Regions from separate parts of the Homo sapiens genome. Here region 1 is linked to region 2. A link is an interaction called in ENCODE POLR2A ChIA-PET data of the cell type or tissue named here. Cell type or tissue: OCI-LY7. All regions are shown on one strand.

Evidence for each region. Peaks named below come from ENCODE experiments on the same cell type or tissue, not always from the same donor. Only the 100,000 strongest peaks of a DNase experiment are listed, where the experiment ranks them.
Region 1: POLR2A ChIA-PET joins it to region 2 with 22 read pairs; 3 of 35 experiments call an interaction of 5 or more read pairs at or near these places.

Annotation. Positions count from the first base shown.
Region 1 is chr10:102,556,041-102,564,040 of GRCh38, forward strand. All of the region lies in intron 3 of SUFU (SUFU negative regulator of hedgehog signaling), which reads left to right. Among named protein-coding and RNA genes, the nearest start is that of SUFU, 56 kb to the left of the region's middle. In OCI-LY7, no CTCF peak of the experiment used is centred here; no DNase peak of the experiment used is centred here.
Region 2 is chr10:102,223,018-102,231,017 of GRCh38, forward strand. ELOVL3 (ELOVL fatty acid elongase 3) reads left to right here and starts at 3,282. Exons shown (of 4, transcript NM_152310.3): 1 at 3,282-3,632; 2 at 4,609-4,740; 3 at 5,400-5,551; 4 at 5,808-6,572. The coding sequence starts at 3,532. The coding sequence ends at 6,235. PITX3 (paired like homeodomain 3) reads right to left here. Exons shown (of 4, transcript NM_005029.4): 4 at 7,172-8,000. The coding sequence ends at 7,497. It also overlaps a transcript of GBF1 not described here. RefSeq lists silencers at 3,264-3,313, 6,841-7,009, 7,366-7,625, 7,636-7,735. In OCI-LY7, CTCF peaks have their summits at 6,922 (motif pointing right) and 7,128; DNase peaks (open chromatin) are centred at 3,224 and 6,924; H3K4me3 peaks cover 687 bases.

The DNA.
Region 1 (8,000 bases), 330 kb after region 2:
AAGTGAACTGTTTAGACCTGCTTTTCCAGATCTAAGTGACATCCGCAGTCCTACAACCCAGCCTTGGAAATAGCATCAAGGCAGTGGGAGGCGAATGAAAGGGGAACGATGAGGCTCCGGTGGGTGTGGGGGCGGGGGCGGAGATGCCCACAGCCAGCCATGGAGCTGTATGAGGCAGCCTTGGAAGCCTGCTCTGAAGCATGACTCAGATGGCTTCTATAACAGCCCTGACCTGCTGGCAGACAGCTACCCTCTGGGAGGTTTGCGCAGAGGTGGAAGCTGAGCTGGAGAGAAAAGGAAGTAGAAATGGGAGAGATCTGAGAATGAAGAGCATCCAGAGGCAGTGAAGGCTTCCAGATATGGCTAGATATAGACAGATTAGGGTGATTTAGTTAGGATTCTTCTAGTTATAAGAAAATGGGCCAGGCATGGTGCCTCAGGCCTGTAATCCCAGCACTTTGGGAGGCCGAGGCATGTGGATCACCTGAGGTCAGGAGTTTGAGACTAGCCTGACCAACATGGAGAAACCGTGTCTCTACTAAAAACTCAAAAATTAGCCGGGAGTGCTGGCACGTGCCTGTAATCCCAGCTACTCAGGAGGCTGAGGCAGGAGAATCGCTTGAACCCGGGAGGCGGAGATTGCAGTGAGCCCAGATCGTGCCACTGCACTTCAGCCTGGATGACAGAGTGAGACTCAAAAAAAAAAAAAAGGAAGGGAGGGAGGAAGGAAGGGAAGAAGGAAGGGAGGAAGGAAGGAAGGAAGATGGGTGGGGCACAGTGGCTCATTACTTGTAATCCCAGCACTTTGGGAGCCCGAGACAGGCAGATCACTTCAGGTTAGGAGTTCGAAACCAGCCTGGCCAACATGGTGAAACCCTGTCTCTACTAAAAATACAAAAAATTAGCTGGATGGTGGTGCACATCTGTAATCACAGCTACTCAGGAGGCTGAGGCAGGAGAATGGAGAATCACTTTGAACCTGGGAGGCGGAGGTTGCACTACTGCACTCCAGTCTGAGCAATAGAGCGAGACTCCCTCTCAAAAAAAAAGAAATTAGCTTGATGTGGTGGTATGCACTTGTGGTCTCAGCTACTTGGGAGGCTGAGTTTGAGCCCAGGAGGTCAAGGCTACAGTTAGCTGTGATCATGCCACTGCACTCAGCCTGGGTGATAGAGCAAGACCCTGCCTCTAAAAAAAAAAAAAAAGAAAAAGAAAATGGCAGAAACCCAACTGAAACTACCTTAAACAATAACAGGGCCAGGCGTGGTGGCTCACATCTGTAATCCCAATACTTTGGGAGGCTGAGGCAGTGAGGCGGGCAGATTGCTTGAGCCCAGGAGTTTGAGACCAGCCTGGGCAACATGGTGAAACCCCACAGGGGTAGAGTGAAAAGATTGAAAAAATTAGCTAGGCATGGTGGCATGCATCTGTAGTCCCAGCTATTCAGGAGGCTGAGGTAGGAGGATTACTTGAGCCAGGGAGGTCGAGGCTGCCTTGAGCCAGGGAGGTCGAGGCTGCAGTGAGCCATGATCACACAACTGGACACTCCACCCTGGACAGCAGAGCAAGACCCTGTCTCAAAAACAAAAAACAAAGAAAAACAATAACAGACTTCATTGGCTCAGGTGACTGGGACAACAAGGGTTTCAGGTGTGGCTTGATCTGTATGTTCAAATGGGGTCCTCTGGGCTATGACTATAGCTATGACTCTCTGTATGTTGATCTTGTTCTGCAGACTCTCCCCATGTGCCACCACTGGGGAGATGAGCACCATCATTCCTAGTTTCAGTTTCTCTCAGTTTGTAGTCCCAGCAGGCACAGGGCTTTGTGCTTTTAACTTCGGTGTTTTGTTTGTTTTTTACTGATTTTTTTTTTTTTGAGACGGAGTCTTGTTCTGTTGCCCAAGCTGGAGTGCAGTGACACAATTCCAGCTCACTGCACCTCCGCCTCCTGAGTTCAAGCAGTTCTCCTTCCTCAGCCTCCCGAGTAGCTGGGACCATAGGCATGCACCAACATGCCTGGCTAACTTTTGTATTTTTAGTAGAGATACAGGGTTTCACCATGTTGGCCAGGCTGGTCTCGAACTCCTGACTTCAGGTGATCCACCCGCCATGGCCTCCCAAAGTGTTGGGATTACAGGCACAAGCCCCAACACCTGGCCTGTTTTTTAATTGATTTTTGAGACAGGGTTCTTGCTTTGTCACCCAGACTAGAGGCTAGAGTACCATAGCACCTTTTTAGTTCACTGCAGCCTCAAATTTCTGGGCTCAAGTGATCTTCCCATTTCAGCCTCCTGAGTAGCTACGACTACAGGTGCACACCACCACCCTCAGCTAATTTTTAAACTTTTTGTAGAGACAGGGTCTCGCTGTTGCCCAGGTTTTAGTCTTGAACTCCTGGGCTCAAGTGCTCTACCCACTTTGGCCACCCAAAGTGCTAGGACTACACATGCGAGCCACTGCGCCCAGCCAAGGCTTTAAACTTTGGACATTTCTACATCAGTTCTGGGGTAGGACACAGATTAGTTCTGTCTGGCCATGTGACCACCTTGGTTGGTGGCAGTGGTCCAGATGGACCACCAGGATTTACGTTGAAAGTCTTCCCTCTGCTCATCACTTCCAAGCACATGGAATAGGAGGGAAGTCCTCTAAAGCAAAGGCTAACCACCAGCAGAAGAATAGCACGGCTTTGCATAGGCAAAATCAGTTGCTGCCACGGGACTGGAGGGACATGTCTTACCTCAGTAATCATGGTGTACAGTTAACACTTGGAAGTCAGATTATTAGAGGAGATGTCGATGGAGCGGGCACTTTCTGTTCTGTCTTGTATGTGTTGGGATGGTTTTGACTACAAGTAATAGAACACCCTGACCAGAGTGGCCTAACAATAAGGGCACTTACCTTACATGGCAAGCCATCTGGAGGAGGGGCAATTCCAGGGTTGGCTGCCATCTGTTCAGCGATGTTCTCAAGGACCTGAGTTGTTCTTAACTTCTCTGCCTTCCTTAGCACTTGGCTTGTCTTTTTAAATTGGTTTCCTCATATTCCAGAGATGGCTGCCATGATCCTAGCGTCCTGATCACCCTTGACAGAGTCTACAGGCAGTAAGAGAGACATTTCTGTCCTATGTCCTTTAAAGATGAACCAAAACCTCCACAGAACCGCCCTCATTGGTGTCCCCTTTGCATCTCATTGGCTAGAGTTAGGTCAAGGATGATATTGGCTGGGAATGGGCCTGGCTCGCAGAAGGGAATGGCCAGGAAAAGGCAGAAAACCAAAATTGGGGTTCTGTTAGTAAGGAGGGGAATGCCCATCGTGTGGGCAAAACACTCCCCACCTAAGAAGCCCCAGCCCTGCCTGGGATCAGAGGAACCTTGCCTATTGATCAGGACACTGGGCCTGGGAAGAGAATGTTCCAGTCACGAGGACAGGATGGCTGTCATTTCACCTGCTATGGCAGATTTACAAACAAATCTAGCCTGTGGCATGAGTCGTTTGGAAAGTTTTGCAATAAATGTATCAGTAACTTCACCAGTAGACACATCCATGTCTGTCTGTCCTACTTTGCAGCCAGTTTTTCTTACTTCCCTGTTCCCCTTTCATTTTACGATCAGTTTATTCTTTTCAGATTGCCAGTTACTCTTCCCCTGCCCCCCATCCTCTGGGTTTCATTAGAAAGAAACCATTCCCCAACTCAACAGGGCTTGATTTCTGAACTGTGCTTTAGAATTCTGCTGGAGAGGCTATCTGCTCTCAGTTCTGCCATTGGTAGGCTTTAACCACAAATTCCAAGGCAATTTCATTTGCGTTTTTAGGAAAAACGTATCTCCCCAACCTTGTAACTGACACTGGAAATTGAAGTGCCTTCACTTGCTGCTGTTTAATGGCAACCTCATGACATGTGCTCAGTTGGCTCGATTTGTGAGTGGCTCGATTTCTGAGTGCTGGGATGGCACTGCATGAGTAGGGATCTCTCCCAGGCCATCAGAGCTCATGGCTGATCCAACCCTGTGGTACTGACAGACTCTAATGCTAACAGAGATTTTTTTTTGTTTTCACATTTTCTTCCCTTTCCCCTGTTTACAAAAGAAATACTTGCTCATTATAAAATTGAAACTTAGAAATTTAAAATCTGACACAGAAGGTGAAAGTCCTTCATAATTCATTCCCTCACAGAGAAAACTTTGGTGTTCCTCTTTCCAGGTTTTGTTTGCCATGCGTATGTCTGGATAGAATTTGCAGTATTTTGACCAGGCGCAGTGGCTCACACCTGTAATCCCAGCACTTTGGGAGGCTGAGATGGGTGGATCACTTGAGGTCAGGAGTTTGAGACCAGCCTGGCCAACATGATGAAACCCCATCTCTGCTAAAAAAAAAATACAAAAATTAGCCAGGTGTGGTGGTACATGCCTGTAGTCCCAGCTACTTGGGAGGCTGAGGCACGAGAATTGCTTGAACCTGGGAGGCGGAGGTTGCAGTGAGCTGGGAGCACGCCACTGCACTCCAGCATGGGTGATAGAGCAAGACTCAGTCTCAAAAAAAAAGAACTTGCAGTATTTTGTAAAAATGGACTATGCTTTTCATACTGTTTTTCACCTTGCTTTTTTAACTTACTATCATTTGGACATCTGTCAGGATGTTCTTTTTAACGCGACACTTTTTTAATACCTACATATACTGTACTTTATTTAACCAGTCTTCTATTGTTAGACATTTGGGTCATTTCTAATTTTTTCCTTTCACAAAGCTGCAGTGAGCGTCCTCGTATATGTACATCTTTGTATTCTTACCGAAGTATTTCTTTTTTTTTTTGATGAGATGGAGATTTACTCTTGTTGCCCAGGCTGGAGTGCAATGGCGCGATCTCGGCTCACCGCATCCTCCGCCTCCCAGGTTCTCCTCCCAGCGATTTTCCTGCCTCAGCCTCCCGAGTAGCTGGGATTATAGGCATGTGCCACCACACCCGGCTAATTTTGTATTTTTAGTAGAGACGGGGTTTCACCGTGTTGCCCAGGCTGATCTCGAACTCCTGACCTCAGGTGATCCGCCCGCCTTGGCCTCCCAAAGTGCTGGGATTACAGGCATAAGCAACTGCACCCAGCCTTACCGGAGTATTTCTTCAGGATAAATTCCTTTAAATGGGATCACTTAGCCAGGTGTGGAGAAATTAACCTTTACATGTTAATAACCATTGCTAAAGGATTTTTAAAGTGAGGAGGAATTAGATAAATTAATATGTTATTAAAATAATACTATTGGGGCCATCCAGTAAATGTTATCGTTATTTTCAACAAACAATAGAAGGATCATTATATAAAAGTGGTTGTTTTTGTTTGTGTGTTTTGTTTGAGACAGAGTCTCGCTCTGTCACCCAGGCTGGAGTGCAGTGGTATGATCTTGGCTCACTGCAAGCTCCACCTCCCAGGCTCAAGTGATTCTCCTGCCTCAGCCTCCTGAGTAGCTGGGATTACAGATGTGAGCCACTGCACCGAGCCTAGTGTTTTTATAGCAACAAAATACTTTACTGAGTCCTTGAGAATAGGTCCCCCTTCTTAGGTTCCTTGGCCAGAGAGATTGGTTCATACACACTATGTGGCATGCATTTAGGGTTAGGAAAGACCAGCAAGCTTTTTTTTTTTTTTTTTTTGAGATGGGATCTCACTCTGTTGCTCAGACCGGAGTCCAGTGGTACGATTATGGCTCACTGCAGCTTTGACCTCCCGAGCTCAGTTGATCCTCTTATCTCAGCCTCCCAAGTAGCTGGGACTACAGGTGCATGCCACCACACCCGGCTAATTTTTAAATTTTTTGTGGAGACAGGATTTCGCCATGTTGCCCAGGCTGGTCTTGAACTCCTGGGCTCAAGTGATCTGCCCATGTTGGCCTCCCAAAGTGGAGGGATTATAGGCATGACCCACTGCGCCTGGCTAGCAAACCTTATACAGTGTGTTGCACAGTTTAGAGTTCCAGGAATCCATCCATCATGCTTCCTGTCTCTGAAGTTGGAAGTGCTGAGGGACACAGCCTGCCTCTGTAAGTCAGAGAGACTTTTCCAGATATTGACAGCAAGTCATGTTTTACATAAGGAACCTCAATGCATTGTAGAGTTTTCTTGGGGTTTGCCTCCTCTTGCCTTCCCAAAAGTTAACAGATGTGATTCAGTCTTTTCCTGTTGAGGCCCTTTTTTAAAACTTGCTTTTCTATGCCAGGTGCGGTGGCTCACGCCTGTAATCCCAGCACTTTGGGAGGCCCAGGTGGGTGGATCACGAGGTCAAGAGGTTGAGATCATCCTGGCCAACATGGTGGAACCACGTCTCTACTAAAAATATAAAAATTTAGCTGGGTGTGGTGGCACGCACCTGTAGTCCCAGCTATCGGGAGGCTGAGGCAGGAGAATTGCTTGAACCTGGGAGGCAGAGGTTGCAGTGAGCCGAGATCGCGCCGCTACAGTCTAGCCTGGGCAACAGAGCGAGACTCTGTCTCAAAAACAACAACAACAACAACAACAACAGCAACAACAAAACTTGCTTTTCTATAGTTAAAAGTAAGTAAATAAAACAGTAGGTATTGGCTGGCTGTGGTGGCTCACACCTGTAATCCCAGCACTTTGGGAGGCTGAAGCAGTTGGATCACTTGAGGCCAGGAGTTCAAGACCAGGCTGGACAACATGGTGAAACCTCATCTCTACTGAAAATACAAAAATTAGCTGAGAATGATGGTGCATATCTGTAATCCCAGCTACTCAGGAGGCTGAGGCATGAGAATTGCTTGAACCTAGGAGGCGGAGGTTGCAGTGAGCTGAGATCGTGCCATTGCACTCTAGCCTGGGCGACAGAGTGAGACTCCGTCTCAAAAAAACAAAACAGTAGATATTGAGCACCAATATCATAGGTACTTACCTTCTCTTATTTAACCTGTGCGGTGGGTAGCGTGGTGAGGAAGATACTGGTTCATATTGCCCCTTTTCAGATGAGGCGATAGGGAGGTGATGGGCCCTGGAGAACTTCCTATAGCTGCTGAGTGGCAAGAGCAAGCCTCCAGGGACAGTCTAACCAGCCTGCTCTGCGTGCTCCAGCCTCTCAGCCGCCAAGGGTCCATTTTAGATGAAGAGAGAGGACTTGGGGAAAAGGAGCTTTTTCATCAGTTATATTTATTTTATTTAAGTGCCTGCGACATACCAGAGGCTCTGTCAAATGCTAGGTAAGCTGTGTGGAACAAACTTTCCACTGCCGTTAGCTAGTAGAGACAGACATTGAAAAAATAAGCAAATAAATATTTGATTCCATAAGATCACTAAAAGGGAAAGGTGAGGAACTGAAAGAAGGCTTATGTAGCTGGAGGGAGGTGAGGGAGAGGCGAGGGCTCAGGAAAAGCTGGAGGCCTGGCAAGAATAGGAAAGTGCTGGGCTTGAGGCAAGTCATGGTGCATTTGCCTCAATAGAGTCTTGATTCTAAGGGTAATGGAAAGCTACGAAAGCATGTTAAGGGCTGGGTGTGGTGGCTTATACGTGTACTCCCAGATACTTGGGAGGTTGAGTGGGGAGGATAGATTGAGTCCGGGAGGTTGAGGCTGCAGTGAGCCAGGATCATGCCACTGCAGTGAGCCAGGATCATGCCACTGCACTCCAGCCTAGGCAACAGAGCAAGACCCTGCCTCAAAAAACAAAAAAAGAAAAGAAAATGAAAGCATGTTAAGGAGGAAGGTGAAATGGCCAGTTTGGGGAGTGAAGTCCTTTTTTTTTTGTTGTTAAATTAAGATGTACTTGGATTTGAAGTATTTGAGACTCTAGCTGCATTTTGAGAGTGGCTCTTACGCAGAAGGGACAGGGGCTGCTGCAGCAGTTGGAGCGCAGCCCTCAGGGTCATGGATACTTCTCAGCTCTGCCATTCCAGTCCCTGGGGTCTTGAACTCAGCAGAATCCTGTCTCAAGCCTGCTCTATCCTGAGGCTCTCCAGCCTAAGAAGGGGACCCTCTTATCTTGGGGGTGTTAGCAGCCTCAGC
Region 2 (8,000 bases):
CAGGGTTAGGAGAATGATGAAAAAAACAGACATATTCCGGCAGTGGCTCATGTCTGTAATCTCAGCACTTTGGGAAGCTGAAGTGGGCAGATCACTTGAGGTCAGGAGTTCAAGACTAGCCTGGCCAACATGGCGAAAACTGTCTCTACTAAAAGCACAAAAATTAGCAAGGCGTGGTGGCACACATCTGTAGTCCCAGCACTCAGGGGACTGAGGTACGAGAATCGCTTGAACTCAGGAGGCAGAGGTTGCGGTGAGCCAAGATCAGGCCACTGCACTCCAGCCTGGGCGACAGAGCAAGACTCTGTCTCATAATAAAAAATTTTAAAAAATAGACATAGTCCCTGCATTCATGGAGCTCAAGAACTAGTAGGAAAAACAGGCATTGATCAAGAAATCACAAAAACAACTAATTATAAACTCTCACTGAAGAAAAGAAATACCATGCTCTGAGAACAGTTTATATAAAATAAGGGTACCAGACCAAGTCCAAGGGTCAAGGAATGTTTCCTCTAGAATATAATTTCTGAAGATTTTTCCTCTTCTTTTTTCTTTTTTGAGACAGAGTCTCGCTCTGTTGCCCAGGCTGGAGTGCAGTGACACAATCTCTGCTCAGTGCAACCCACGCCTGCCAGATTCAAGCAATTCTCCCTGCCTCAGCCTGCCAAGTAGCTGGAATTACAGGTATCCGCCACTACACCTAGCTAATTTTTGTATTTTTAGTGGAGATGGGGTTTCACCATGTGGGCCAGGCTGGTCTTGAACTCCTGACCTCAGGTGATCTGCCCACCTCAGCCTCCCAAAGTGCTGGGATAACAGGCGTGAGCCACTGCACCTAGCTTTTTTTTTTTTTTTTTGAGACAGAGTCTCACTCTGTCACCCAGGCTGGAGTGCAGTGGTGTGATCACAGCTCAGTGGCACGATCACAGCTCACTGCAGCCTTGACCTCCCTGGCTCAAGTGATCCTCCCTCCTCAGTCCCTGAGTAGCTGGGACCACAGGTGGGCGCTACCATGCCCAGCTAATTTTTGTACTTTTTGTAGAGATGGATTTTCACCATGTTGCCCAGGCTGGTCTCAAATTCCTGGGCTCAAGCAATCCCCCCACCTCAGCTTCCTACAGTACTGGGATTACAGGCGTGAGCCACCGTGCCCAGCCCCGAGTGTTCTTCTTTCCCTCTTCCACATACACCTCCTCCAAGCCTCACCATTAAACCTCACAGGGAAAGACAATGTTAAATATCTTCACAGAGAAATCCAGGACTGAGTATATATTCTCCATATGCACTTGTAAACCTCCCATAATGATTCACCTTGCCATTTCCATGTGTCTAGTCCACAATATCATTTTATCTACATTATCTGGCTTGCATACTAATCACAACCTTGTGACATAAGCAGGCGAGTATGACTATATGCATTTTTTTCTGAAGTAGAATGTGACAAAGGCTAGGTAACTTGCCTAAAATCACATGGCTCATTAATGGGGGTGCTGGGACTTGAACTTGGGTCTTGTAAGACCTAGATGGCATTATTCTTGTAATATTCATTCTTTTATTTATTCATTCATCCATAGACATGTATTGATCACCTTTTGATTAGCTGTCAGGCTATATATGGAGCCATCAGGAACCACTGAAGGTTTTTTTTTTTTTTTTTTTTTTTGAGACGGAGTCTCACTCTGTCACCCAGGCTGGAGTGCAGTGGCACGATCTCTGCTCACTGCAAGCTCTGCCTCCCAGGTTCACGCCATTCTCCTGCCTCAGCCTCCCGAGTAGCTGGGACTACAGGCGCCTGCCACCACGCCCGGCTAATTTTTTGTATTTTTTAGTAGAGACGGGGTTTGACGGTGTTAGCCAGGATGGTCTCGATCTCCTGACCTCATGATCTGCCCGCCTCGGCCTCCCAAGGTGCTGGGATTACAGGCGTGAACCACCGTGCCCGGCCGAACCACTGAAGGTTTTTAAGCAGGAAAGCAGAGCTGTTTTCTGGATGAGCAAACAGAAAGTAGTGGTTTTCCAAGTACAGTCTGAGACAACCTATAGGACCAGAATCTCTGCAGTTGAGGCTCAGGAATCTGGTAATCAGCCAGGTATAGGAACTCTTTTCTGATTGCAATGCAGTGAAGAGCAGAAGCACTGTATTAGAGAAAGAGGCAGTGCAACCAGGTAACGTGACCAGGTGAGAAGTGATGAGGTACAGAGACAAAGAGATGCACTTTTGAGTCACTTAGATGGCACTGATAGGACTTCCACTACACCCTCGCATAGACAGTGGCTGAGGTTCAGGAAATAGAGCTGGGGTTCCTACTTGGATCCTCTGGCTCTAGAGCTTTACTGCACATAGCCATTTATACCCACATCTTGATTTTAATTATTTTATATCTATGTTTCTTAGCACTTTTTGCAAATTTCCACCTTATCTCAAACTGCCCTCAAGCCTTGTATTTCTCCTTCGCTTTCATAAAACCTAGGAAAGAAATAAGGGACAGCCAAGTAAAACTTTTAAAAGTTTTAGAACATTTATTTCTTTGGGGCTGGTTACACAGGCGAGAAAGAAGTAGATTTGGTTAGGGAGAGAAAACAACAGGCCTTGGGGAGATACACTGGCTCTCCCCCTCCCTAAACCCTAAGAGGCCTCCAGGAAACCTGAAGACAATAATTCCAGAAGCCCAGAGGGTGACCCCATTTCCTCTCTCCATGGTTATTACTGTCAGTCTGGAGCAGTTCAGGAATTCAGGAAACTATAAAGAAACCACAACAGCCTCAACAACCCAAACATCAACATCAACAACCTCAACAATAAAACTCCTTAAAATTCATCTCCTTCCACCCACTCACAACCGCAGACTCGAAGCTAGGAGGTGGAAGGGACTACAGAAGCTCTGCGTTGCCCAGGTTAGTATTTGCTCATCACAGGCCTGGGTTTCCCAGGATCTCAGGGAGCCTGGAAACTGACGCCTCCATTTCTGGGTGGGAGCACCAAAGCCTAAGGACACCTTTCCTCTCTCTTCACTGCTAAGCAGGTCAAGATTAAAGCAAACCGAGGCAAAGGCCACGGTTGACAGTTCCAAGGGAACCCGCAAGGCCGCACAGGATGGGGTGGACGTTTTACGGGAGAAAAGGCTGGGGAAGTGGGCGGGCGATGGCCTACGACGGGACTTGGGGCGGGGTGTGCGAAACGCCTGGCAGGCGGGCCCTTGAGTATGACCAATCAGAATGCGGACTGCGTCCCAGGGGCGGAGCAGAGGCGTATCTTGGTCGAGATTGGATAGCGGCGGGGCGCAGGAAAGAGGTCGCGCCAGCCCGGGCAGGCAGCTTTGCAAGTCCGCGTTATATATCGCAGTGGCTGCGCCCGGGATAGCTGGCTGCGCCGCCGCGCACATGCCTAGGTTCGACGCCCTCCTCCCTTTGCCCAGGAGTTCCTTCTGTCCCGGCTCTGTTCCGTCTCGCCCCGAGGTTCACGCCATCCTCGGAGCCCCAGCCTTTCACCCAGCGCCTCCAAGCTTTGGACCTTGACTTCTGCAAAACTAGATGGTCACAGCCATGAATGTCTCACATGAAGTAAATCAGCTGTTCCAGCCCTATAACTTCGAGCTGTCCAAGGACATGAGGCCCTTTTTCGAGGAGTATTGGTGAGACTTTGGGAGAGGGAAAGGCCATGCCAGGGCCCCGGGGCCGGGGCGCGAGGGGGTGGCATTGAATGCCCACAATGATTTTCTTACAGAGCAGAGTTATGGGACTCCCTTGTACTGGCTTCACACTACCTTTGTCCGAGGTGCAGGTAGTATGTGGCACCTCAAAGAGATTAGAGCTGAAAGCAAGCAAGCAGAAATAAGAGGATGAGGGAGAACGTGGAAATATACAGAAGTCAAAGAGAGCGTGTAGTGAGAAGGGTCTTGGAGGCGTGAGGTTGATCTGAAGCCTTACTAGATGACTTCCCCGTCCTTTGTGGCTGTGTGTGCGCGCGTGTGTGCACAGTGCAGGGCCCGGGGGACAGCCTGCCCTTTACAATTATCCCATCGTTCCCCAGGTGCTCCACCGTTCCTGCTGTGGAGAAGGAGGCGAAGTCAGAGAGCTCTTCCAAGCTTTCCCCAGGAAGAGCTCTCTGGCTTTGCCTTAAAGCTCCCCAGAGGTTTTGGAGGCTGACTTTATGCTCCAACCAATTTGCCATACCCCAGCCAGGGAGAAGCTATTGCCACATTCTTCTTACGCCACAGCCCTGGTATGCTTCTAGGAGCCCCAACCAGGGAGAAGCTATTGCCACACTTCTTACACCACAGCCCTGGGCTGCTTCTAGGCGCGGGCCAGACAGCCGTCACCCACCTCTAACCCCACTGAGAGAGCAATAATCACAGAAACCTTGGACATAGCTCCTGCCCTGTGCTAGATACTTTGTATACGTTAATACCCCCAGGAGAGATGTAGTATTCGCGCTCTACAAATGAGGAAGCCAAGGCTCAGAGAATTAAGTTGGTTTTTCCAATGTCACATAGCTAGTAAGTGGCAGAACTGGGACTCCAACCCAGAGCACTCACCTGGAGAGATGAGTGGGCATTTCTCTAATCAGCACCCACCCATGAGCCCATCCCTCTGCCTTCTGCTTGCCAGGGCAACCTCATTCCCCATAGCCCTGATCTACCTGGTTCTCATCGCTGTGGGGCAGAACTACATGAAGGAACGCAAGGGCTTCAACCTGCAAGGGCCTCTCATCCTCTGGTCCTTCTGCCTTGCAATCTTCAGGTAAGACCCCATCCCACTCCCTGCCTCTTCTCTAGATCTTAGACCACCATTCTATCCCTTGAAGCTTTCCCGATTGCATCAACCTCCATCCTGTCCCCAAGTTGCCTTGTAACACTCTCCCCATCTCATTCTCGGCTTTAGTTCCCCTCCCAGCCTTCACCCTCTTCTGTTATATTATCCTGTTTTCCTTCTCTTTTAGACCCCTACCTGGTGGTCTCTGCTTTGTCCCTCTTGCCTTCGTAGAGTCTGTACTCGCAACTAATTTCTCCAGCCTCTAATAGTGTCACCTCCTAACACCCTCTCTCAAGACCCTCCAATAACTTCCCCATATTTTCTCCCCCAAACTCCTTCAGTCTTCCCCTATCCCTCTACACATCTCCTCCCAGGCTCCTAACCCCTCCCAAGAACCCCATTCCTTAACTCAACTTTCAGTCCCATCCCCCTGCATTCCCTGATCTTTCTCCAGCCCTCGTCTCCTCTAGACTACTGATTGGATCTACCAGATTGGCTTCAGGATCTCAGGAGCTTTGACCCACCCCCTGTGGACAGGTGGGGAGGTGGTAGAGCTTGGAACACAGTAACCTGGCCAAGCCGGGGGAAGGGTGGATTATTGGTGCCTGGGGATGACACTTACACCATCTTCCTTTGTCCCATTTCAGTATCCTGGGGGCAGTGAGGATGTGGGGCATTATGGGGACTGTGCTACTTACCGGGGGCCTAAAGCAAACCGTGTGCTTCATCAACTTCATCGATAATTCCACAGTCAAATTCTGGTCCTGGGTCTTTCTTCTCAGCAAGGTCATAGAACTCGGTGAGTGGCAAAGCTTTGTCTTTCTGGTGCCTTGTGAACTGCATCCTTCCTCAGGGCCCTCCCTTCACCCATCCCATGGAGGGTCTCTTTCCTACCCTTGGGTCCCAATAATACCTCTCACCCAAGCCCCTCTACAGATTCTCTGCCACAAAGACCCCCTTCCCTCCCCTGAGAATTTCTCCCGTGTCCCTACATCCAGTGCAGAGGGTGGTCCCAGCACTGGGTGGTATGCCAACTATGACTCTCCATCTCCCAGGAGACACAGCCTTCATCATCCTGCGTAAGCGGCCACTCATCTTTATTCACTGGTACCACCACAGCACAGTGCTCGTGTACACAAGCTTTGGATACAAGAACAAAGTGCCTGCAGGAGGCTGGTTCGTCACCATGAACTTTGGTGTTCATGCCATCATGTACACCTACTACACTCTGAAGGCTGCCAACGTGAAGCCCCCCAAGATGCTGCCCATGCTCATCACCAGCCTGCAGATCTTGCAGATGTTTGTAGGAGCCATCGTCAGCATCCTCACGTACATCTGGAGGCAGGATCAGGGATGCCACACCACGATGGAACACTTATTCTGGTCCTTCATCTTGTATATGACCTATTTCATCCTCTTTGCCCACTTCTTCTGCCAGACCTACATCAGGCCCAAGGTCAAAGCCAAGACCAAGAGCCAGTGAAGGTTTGGAGAGAACAATGAAGCTCCAGGCTCTCTCTTCTCCAGGGCACCAAGAGGCTGGGCTTAGTTTTGGGAGAATGATTAGGTTGCCTTACCTGCATGGTTTCCCCAGAGGATGTGTGCCCCAAGGTGGCTGGAATTTTTGACAGACAAGAAGGGTGACCTTGGGATGGGGGTGTGGTCTGTTACTTTAATGTTTCTGTTTTTAATGTGAAGGCCAAGCAGGCCCTGGGATGGGAGTGGGGCGGAGGAGGGTCCTAAGAGCTGATTATTTAATTTCTATCCAGAAATCTTTCTTCTTCTTGCTCTGTTTTTTTAAATTAAAGATTTCAACAAAATTTTGAGAGTTGGGGGATTTGGGGGGAAAGAGGGCTGCTGTGATGGCAGGAGGCTGCTACCAAGGGGATGATCTGCAGGTGGGACGCCTGAGGGTGTGTGGAAGGGTGAGAGGCACACACACAGACACTGAAAGAATCCTAGGCCTGGTAGGCACTTAACAAATGTCTGTTACAGACCAGAATTTTATTGCTGTTAGAGACCCAAGCCCCTCATAGGAACAGTGAGAAACAGGTGCAGAAAGGCGGAGTAACTTTATCTAAAGTCATAGGCTCCCTGAATAGCAGAGCTGACACCTACAAGGAAGCGTTGGAGACCAGATCTACCAGCTAGCCTCCCTGAGACCACGAGGTGGCGCCGCAGCACCGGCTGTGGCCGATGCCAGCCAGGTAGCCGGTTTCCCACGTCCCCCGCACGCACGCACCTCTTTGCTGCAGGAATCCCGGGCTGCCCCGACCTGGAGTAGGGGGGGTGGTGAGTGGGACTGAGTCCCTAGAAGCCTGGACCCTCACTTCGTTCCTGTACATCCAGCTCGCCTGTAGACAGTGGGGGAGGATGAAGGGAAGAGGACTCAAGCGCAACTTTGAATCATCACGCCTTCGACAGTCCGCGCACGTTTATTTCATTTATCTTTGAAAACGAGGGAGGGGAAGCCTGGAGAAGGCGGGATGGGCCAAGGGTGAGTTGGCCCCCGGGGAGCTGGTCCCTGTTCCTGGCTTTAGTCCCAGGGGCGCGGTCTGTGTGTAGGGCCTAGTCCACCCCTCAGGGCTGGGAGGGGAAGGCCCTCTCCTGAGCCGGTGCCCCCCAGCTGCCCAAACACCCCTTTCAGACCCTGGGGCGGGAGCAAGCCAGTCAAAATGACCCCAGTCCGCGGAGGCTGTGAATCGTTGCCCCCGCCCTCGGGGATGATCTACGGGCGGGGCCGCTCATACGGGCCTTTCCACGGCGTACTGGCACGGACTAAGGTTGGCTGCCGGGGGCGGCCCGTGCACAGCGGGGTAGCTGAAGGAGGCGTGCTGTTTGGCTTTGAGCCGCAGGCTGGCCAGGCTCGAGTTACACGGGTCCCGATAGACGTAGGGGGAAGAGGCGGCAGCCGCGGCGGCGGCGGCGGCCGAGGCATAAGGGCAGGACACGGCCCCGGAGGACACGGCGGCCGGAGCCAGCCCGGGGGGGCCCCCGCCCAGGCCCTGCAGGGCCCCAGGCCCTGGCACGGTGCCCGGGGCAGCCGCGGCGGAGGGCACCATGGAGGCGGCGATGGAGCTGGGTGGCGAGAAGACGGGCTGCGAAGCCAGAGGCCCCACGTTGACCGAGTTGAAGGCGAATGGAAAGGTCTTGGCGGCGAGCGGCGGGGCAAGAGCCTTGGGCGGCCAGTTGCCGTACGAGTAGCCGGGGTACACCTCCTCGTAGGGCGGCACCAGCCCCCCGAGCGG